2 separate regions of the Homo sapiens genome follow, and region 2 is linked to region 1. Evidence: chromatin contacts called from ENCODE Hi-C or POLR2A ChIA-PET data. All regions are on one chromosome and are shown on one strand. Each heading gives the region's core, a stretch centred on a gene start or an enhancer-like site at or near the end of the contact. The rest is flanking DNA. Distances are from core to core; before and after follow the strand shown. Region 1 holds the start of SLC27A4 (solute carrier family 27 member 4). Region 2 holds the start of TOR1B (torsin family 1 member B).

Region 1 (3,447 bases), core at 926-3,425:
TGAACAAAAAAAAAAATGGCACTCTGATTAAACTGCATTACAGCCTGCAGGACACCTTGGGCCAGCCTGGTTTTACTCTAGATTTCACTGTCGTCCCACCCCACTTCTTCCTTCACCAACAAGCAAGTTCTTTCCTTCCCTGCCAGCCAGATAGACAGATGGGAGAGGCAGGCGCAGCCTTCGTTGTCAGTAGTTCTTTGATGTGAAAGGGGCAGCATAGTCATTTAAACTTGATCCAACCTCTTTGCATCTTACAAAGTTAAACAGCTAAAAGAAGTAAAATAAGAAGGCAATACTTGTGGAATGTACAATGCATATTGGCGGTGCACGCCTCATTACGATTCGCTTGCTTGCTTCTCCTGTTCAATCGTTTCTTTGGAAGGCAGTGGATTTTTCTCTTGCATCTCTGTCTTCTTCAGTTTCGACTTATCGAATTTCTCAATCTCAGCCATATCGGGTTTGTCAGACATGGTTGCGGAGGAAAAGCGGAGCGAGGCATGCGAGAACGAGCGAAGTCTGGTCTGCGCAGTGGCCACCACCGAGTTGTCCTGAGACGTGTTCTAAGAGGCTTTTCTAGCCAAAACATGACAGTTCACTCTTCTGACATCCAGGGTCCCTAAAACCGGATGGCCTGGGGGTGGGTACTGACTTAAGAGCCTCTGGCTCGCTGGCAGTGGTGGCTCACACCTGTAATCCCAGCACTTTGGGAGGCCGAGGCAGGCGGATCATGACGTCAGGAGTTCGAGACCACCCTGACCAAGATGGTGAAACCCTGTCTCTACTAAAAATACAAAAATTAGCCAGGCATGGTGGCACACACCTGTAACCCCAGCTACTCAGGAGGCTGAGGCAGAAGAATTGCTTGAACCCGGGAGGCGGAGGTTCCATTGAGCCGAGATTGTGCCACTGCACTCCAGCCTGGGAGACAGAGCGAGACTCCGTCTCAAAAAAAGAAAAAAAAAGTCTCTGGCTCGACTCCCCACCCAGAACCCAGGGAGGTTCTGTGGATGACCAGGCCAAGTCAAAGGGGCAGCTCCCTGGAAAAGGAGCCCTGCTTGGTCCCTGCCCATAGACTCAGGTATCGCAGTGCGTCTGTTGGTCTATAGAGGGCGACCCAGAAAACGAGTTAGAGCCTGGAAGTGCTTGAAAGGTGACCGCCCAGGGGGCAAAGCTGATTGAGGGAGGCGAGGAGGACCTTGAAGACACCACCACCCATCACACAGACACACACAGCCACTCGGATGAATCTTTGGGGTCTAGGGCTTAGGGGAAGGCGAATGACTTGACTGTGCTTCAGGGGCTGGGTTGAGCTAGGACTCTTGGGTTCTATTCCTGGAGCTTTGAGGACTCGATCAAGGGGACATCTGATGGGACTGTTTTTCTCCGAGTTTTCCTGTTCTTGGGAGTAGATGAAGGTCACAAATGTGAAATGGCCTGAGAGCCTCCAAGCCAGGAAAAGGGAATGGTCTGGACCACAAGAAGCCCTGGGAGACCATCTCCCCCTCCCCCTCGCGAAAAGCAAAAGCCGGGGGCGGGGGAACTGAACCAGAGTCCTCAACCCCAACGCCAGGGTCCAGGGTCCTCAGATCTCTGGCCTCCCATAGCCCGCCATAGCAGAGGGGCAGGAACCTGTCCTGGAAGGCTGGGGCAAGAAGAGGCCAGAAGAGGGTGACTAGTTCCCTCGGGCCCCTGTCCCGGGTCACGCGTGCCGCCCTCGCCCCTAGACAGCAAGGTAACAGTGCGTCTGTCGGGGAAATAGCGCCGCAGGGCGCGCCCCCCACCTGGGGTCCGCACCGCCACCTCGCCCGACTCGGCCTGGCACATGTCCCCACCCGGGAACCCACCAGCCCGGTCTATGCTCACCCGGCGTCGGCTCCGCCGCGCGGCGCCCCGTCCAGATGCGGCCCGGTTGCAGCAGCGTAGACAGCGTGAGGGGCATTAGCCGCCCCTGGACGCACGGAGCCGGGTCTCAGCAGGGTTTAGCCGGCTCTGCGCCCTGCATGGCCCGGCCGCCCCGCCAGCCCCGCCCGCCGCCCGGCCCCGCCCGCCGCGCTCCTACCCCGCCCGCCTCCCGCACCCCAAACCTGCTGTGCCAGGCCGCAGCACCGCCTGCCGCACCTTCCCCGAAGCCGGCAAGCCACAGAGCCGGCGGCGCAGCGCAGCCCCAGCGCGCCTGACGCCGCTCGGCCCCAGCCCGCCCTGCTCGCGCAACGGCTTCGGGCGGCGCCGCCGCGCGGCACGCTGGGAGTTGTAGTCCACGCCGCGCGGCCCCACCCAGCCGAGGAGACCCCCGAGTCCGCGAGGAGACAGGCGGGCTTCACCCCGGCCCTTCCTCCCTGCCGACCCCGGCCCTTGCCCCCTGCTGTCCCCAGCGCCCGGATGTAGGAAGAGCACCCCAGTCCACACCACAGCCGAAAACCCGGAGCACGCTCTCGGGCCCCGGCCGAGTTCAGCAAACACCCAGCACCACACCTAGAAGCTCGCTAAGAGGGCGGTTTCAGGCAGAGGTGAGCGGGGCGGCCGGGTTCCGCAGCCGGCTCTGTGGCGCAATGGATAGCGCATTGGACTTCTAGCTGAGCCTAGTGTGGTCATTCAAAGGTTGTGGGTTCGAGTCCCACCAGAGTCGAATTTTGATGGCTCCTACTCCCTGACTTTCACCTGCGTGTTTTAAGGACTCCAGGACCTATCTAACAAATAAGGTTCAGAACGAAAATCATAAGTCACACCCAACTTTGCTGCGACACAGCCATAAACCTGGTGTCTAGGTGACTACGAGAAATCCTTTCTCGTACCATGGTGTCTTGTGAGCAGCCTGGCACACCTGTTGGCACAAAGGACACGGATTTGGAGGCCCTTAGTTAACTTCACCATCTATGATCTCTGGTCCCTGCAACAAATCAGTTAACCTATATTTGTCATGCCACCCTTATTTGTCATGCCACCTCCAGAGCCATAGGCGAGTGGCCAGATTCTCGGCCCTGTTGGGACTCTTGGCCTCTGAAAAATTGGTTTCTTGTTAAGTAACCATGTTGGGCATCCACAGTTGCCACTTGTCCTTAAACATTAATAGATCCCTGGGAGGCTGAGGCAGGAGAATTGCTTGAACCTGGGAGGCGGAAGTCGCAGTAAGCCGAGGTTGCGCCACTGCACTCCAGCCTGGGCGACAGAGCAAGTCTCCATCTCAAAAAAAAAAAAAAAAAAAAAAAAAAAAAAGATTCTGGGACTGGCGTGGTGGCTCAAGCTTGTAATCCCAGCACTTTTGGAGGCTGAGGCAGGAGGATCACTTCAGCCAGGAGTTCAAGACCAGCCTGGGCAACATAGTGAGACTCTGCCTCTACAGGAAAAAAAAAAAAATTAGCCAGGTAGCTCTTGCTTGTACTCCCAGCTACTCAGGAAGATGAGGTGGGAGGATTGCTTGAGCTCTGGAACTTGGGGCTGCAGTGAGCT
Region 2 (3,482 bases), core at 644-3,143, 1.5 Mb before region 1:
AAGCTCCGCCTCCCGGGTTCAGGCCATTCTCCTGCCTCAGCCTCCCGAGTAGCTGGGACAACAGGTGCCCGCCACCATCCCCGGCTAATTTTTTGTATTTTTAGTAGAGACGGGGTCTCACCGTGTTAGCCAGGATGGTCTCCATCTCCTGACCTCGTGATCCGCCCCCCTCGGCCTCCGAAAGTGCTGGGATTACAGGCGTGAGCCACTGTGCCAGGCCTTTTTTTTTTTTTTTTTTTTGAGACCGAGTACGGTGGCGCGATCTCAGCTCACTGCAACCTCTGCCACCCAGGTTCAAGCGATTCTCCTGCCTCAGCCTCCCAAGTAGCTGGGATTACAGGTGCGTGCCACCGTGCTCAGGTAATTTTGGTACTTTTAGGTAGAGATGGGGTTTCACCATGTTGGCCAGGCTGGTCTCAAACTCCTGGCCTCAAATGATCCGCCCGCCTCGGCTTCCCCAAAATGCTGGGATTACAGGCGTGAGCCACGGCGCCAGGCCCTTGGCTCCCCATCTTTTAATGGAAATAACATCCCCTACCCCACTGGACTGTTTTGGAACCAAGTAAGAGAAATGTTGTAGGAGAGCTTTGTAACTACCTGGACTAAGTGTGCCTTAACTCAGTGGAGCCGGGGGCTACAGCAACACAAAGGAAAGAGAAGCAGAGGCCAGAGTTAGTGAGCAGGTCACCCGGACCAGTCCGACTGGCCTGCAGACGAGATAATAGCGGGTTCTCTTGCCTGGTACAGTTTTATCTTCTGCTCATGAGGGAAGTGCAGAGTCGATACAAACAGGTGGACAAAGTTACTCTTCAGACCTTTTGGGTGAAGATTTTCAGCCACAATTTGACTGACAAAATTCTTGCCTGTGCCAGCCCAGCCGTGTAAGGAAAGGGTCAGTGGTTTCTTGGGATTTTTGTTGTTCCTGAAGCCAGTCAGCGCCTTGAAAATCACTTCCGTGGCTAGATGCTGTCCAAACAGCTTCTCCTCCAAATCCAGCTTGAGAGCTGCAAGAACAGCCCCAGAACAAAGAGAGAAACAGACCTTAAAAATGCATCAGCAACGCAGCACTTTCTTAGCTGGCCAAAGCAAGAAGCACAGATTATCCAGGGACACAGCAGGGTGTCTGCCACACCCTAGGGCCGAGGCAGTCAAACGATGCCACTTTCAAGATTATGTGGAGGTCCTTAACGCTTCGGGGTCTGATAAGGAAGCTAAATGTTCATTCATTCAGAGATGAACCATCGCTTGACTGAGCGCTTGCTAATCCCAGCCACCCTTGCTGACCTGCAGGAAAACCAGGGGCCAAATGTGGGCTTTCTGGGCGACGCAGCACGTCTGAAAACTACTTAATAGGGTTGGCAGGGCGCAGAAGGGCCGCCCGCCTACTTTCCGTTTCTTCCACCTGTGATCCCAAGGAACGGGAGCTTTAGAAAGGCGCTGGGGCAGCCCCACGATCTGGAGACTGTTTGCGAAGGCACCGCTTCTGCGTTCCCGCGAACGGTTCCGGGGCCGCCCCATCCGCTCCCCGCCCACCCCAGCTGGGACCACCGCCGTCTAGATGCCACGGGCCCGGTCCGTGCCAGGCGCCCACGAGGCCGTCCCTCCGCGCCCCCGCGCCCCCGCGCCCCCCGCAGCGCCGACCCACAGCTCGCGCGCGCGCCGTACCCGAAGCGTTGAGCGGCCGCTCCTCGCGGCAGCACTCGGCGAAGCGGCAGTAGATGTCATTGTAGGACAGGTAGCCGGTGATGGCCGACGCGGCCCCGATGGCTAGGCCCACGGTGATGGGCTCGAACGCCGCCACCACTCGGGCCGCCAGCAGCAGCGCCAGCGCCGCCGCGCCCCGGAGCCACCCAGCCCGCAACATCCCGCTCCTCGAAGCCCGCAGAAGCCACTGAGCCAGGCGCCCCGCGGCCAAGCGGCAGGACGGACTTCCTCTCGTGCGTCACTTCCGCCCCGCAGACCCGCCCACTCCCTTGGGGGCGGCCATGTTGGTGAGGGGCGGAGAGGAGGGCGGTGCCATCGTTCTTGGGAGTGGTCCGAAGGTGTAGGAGACTGTTTTGTTTCCCTTTTCTTTTAAAAAAATTTTTTCGGGCCGGGCGCGGTGGCTCACGCCTGTAATCCCAGGACTTTGGGAGGCCGAGCCGAGATCACGCCATTGCACTCCAGCCTGGGCAACAAGAGTGAAAAAATATCTAAAAAAAAAAAAAAAAATTTTTTTTTTTTGGCCGGGCGCCGTGGCTCACGCCTGTAATCCCAGCACTTTGGGAAGCTGAAGCGGGCGGATCACCTGATGTCAGGAGTTCGAGACCAGCCTGCTCAACGTGGCGAAACCCCGTCTCTACTAAAAATACAAAAAATTAGATGGGTGTGGTGGCGGGCGCCTGTAATCCCAGCTACTCGGGAGGTTGAGGCAGGAGAATCTCTTGAACCCAGGAGGCGGAGGTTGCAGTTAGCCGAGATCGTGCCACTGCACTCCAGCCTGGGCGACAAGAGCGAAACTGTCTCAAAAAAAAAAAAAAAGGCTGGCCGGGCGCGGCGGCTCACGCCTGTAATCCCAGCACTTTGGGAGGCCGAGGCAGGCGGATCACGAGGTCAGGAGATCAAGACCATCCTGGCTAACACAGTGAAATCCCATCACTACGAAAAATAGAAAAAATCAGCCGGGCATGGTGGCGGGCGCCTGTAGTCCCAGCTACTCGGGAGGCTGAGGCAGGAGAATGGCGTGAACCTGGGAGGCGGAGCTTGCAGTGAGCCGAGATCGTGCCACTGCACTCCAGCCTGGACGACAGAGCGAGACTCCGTCTCAAAAAAAACAAAAAAAAGCCAAAAAAAATTTTTTTAAACTTTCTTATATTTTTTTCTTATCTGATATGTATATTGGGGACAGGGTCTGGCTCTGTCGCCCCGGCTGGAGCGCAGTGGCAGGATCTCGGCTCGCTGCAAACTCTTCCTCCCAGGTTCAAGCGATTCTCCCATCTCAGCTGCTGGAGTAGCTGGGATTATAGGTGCCCGCCAACACGCCCAGCCAACTTTTGTGTTTTTAGTAGAGACGGGGTTTCGCCATGTGGCCCAAGCTGGTCTCGAACTCCTGACCTCAAGCGATCTACCTGCCTCCGTCTTCCAAAGCCTGGGGTTACAGGAGTGGGCTTATGGCTGGATTTGTTTTCTTCAGAGCTTCTCGGAGCCCTCAAGCTTTGCTTTGTTATCCCTCCCTTCACTTCGCCGGAGGTATAATGTGCGTTTCTTGGGTCGGCCCACCCGCCTGCCTTCTTCCTGAAACAGTTGCGAACTCTCCGTGCTGCGCCCTAGACTGAGCACTGGGGATGCAGCGGCCCCAAGACAGACCTGCCCAGGCTTCCACACTGAAATCCCGAGGTCCATTCTTTCATTCAGCACGCTAGGTGGCAGGCCCCTTGCTGGATGCCAGGAACGACAGCAGAGGAGGGGACGGAGTTGGCCCCTGCCCTCTCAGAGCTGACGGT

Evidence for each region. Hi-C counts contacts between places; a loop is a spot of excess contacts on that map. ChIA-PET counts read pairs that join two places held with the same protein, here RNA polymerase II (POLR2A). Pooled maps may share reads with other maps.
Region 2: a loop to region 1 is called in a pooled map, with 11 times the contacts of the local background. The contact joins the promoter of TOR1B here to the promoter of SLC27A4 in region 1. A Hi-C loop is called at or near these places in 1 of 168 maps with a recorded cell type or tissue (K562) and 3 of 50 pooled maps. POLR2A ChIA-PET finds 5 or more read pairs at or near these places in 2 of 52 experiments (B cell and naive thymus-derived CD8-positive, alpha-beta T cell).

Annotation. Positions count from the first base shown.
Region 1 is chr9:128,339,255-128,342,701 of GRCh38, reverse strand. SLC27A4 (solute carrier family 27 member 4) reads right to left here and starts at 2,175. Exons shown (of 13, transcript NM_005094.4): 1 at 1,864-2,175. TRR-TCT3-1 (tRNA-Arg (anticodon TCT) 3-1) reads left to right here and starts at 2,536; the gene lies at 2,536-2,626. It also overlaps the pseudogene TMSB4XP4. RefSeq lists an enhancer at 833-1,012 and silencers at 1,649-2,048, 2,119-2,528, 2,157-2,798.
Region 2 is chr9:129,801,595-129,805,076 of GRCh38, reverse strand. It overlaps TOR1B (torsin family 1 member B), which reads right to left and starts at 1,893. Exons shown (of 5, transcript NM_014506.3): 1 at 1,666-1,893; 2 at 739-1,004. The coding sequence starts at 1,864. RefSeq lists silencers at 1,504-1,623, 1,684-1,813.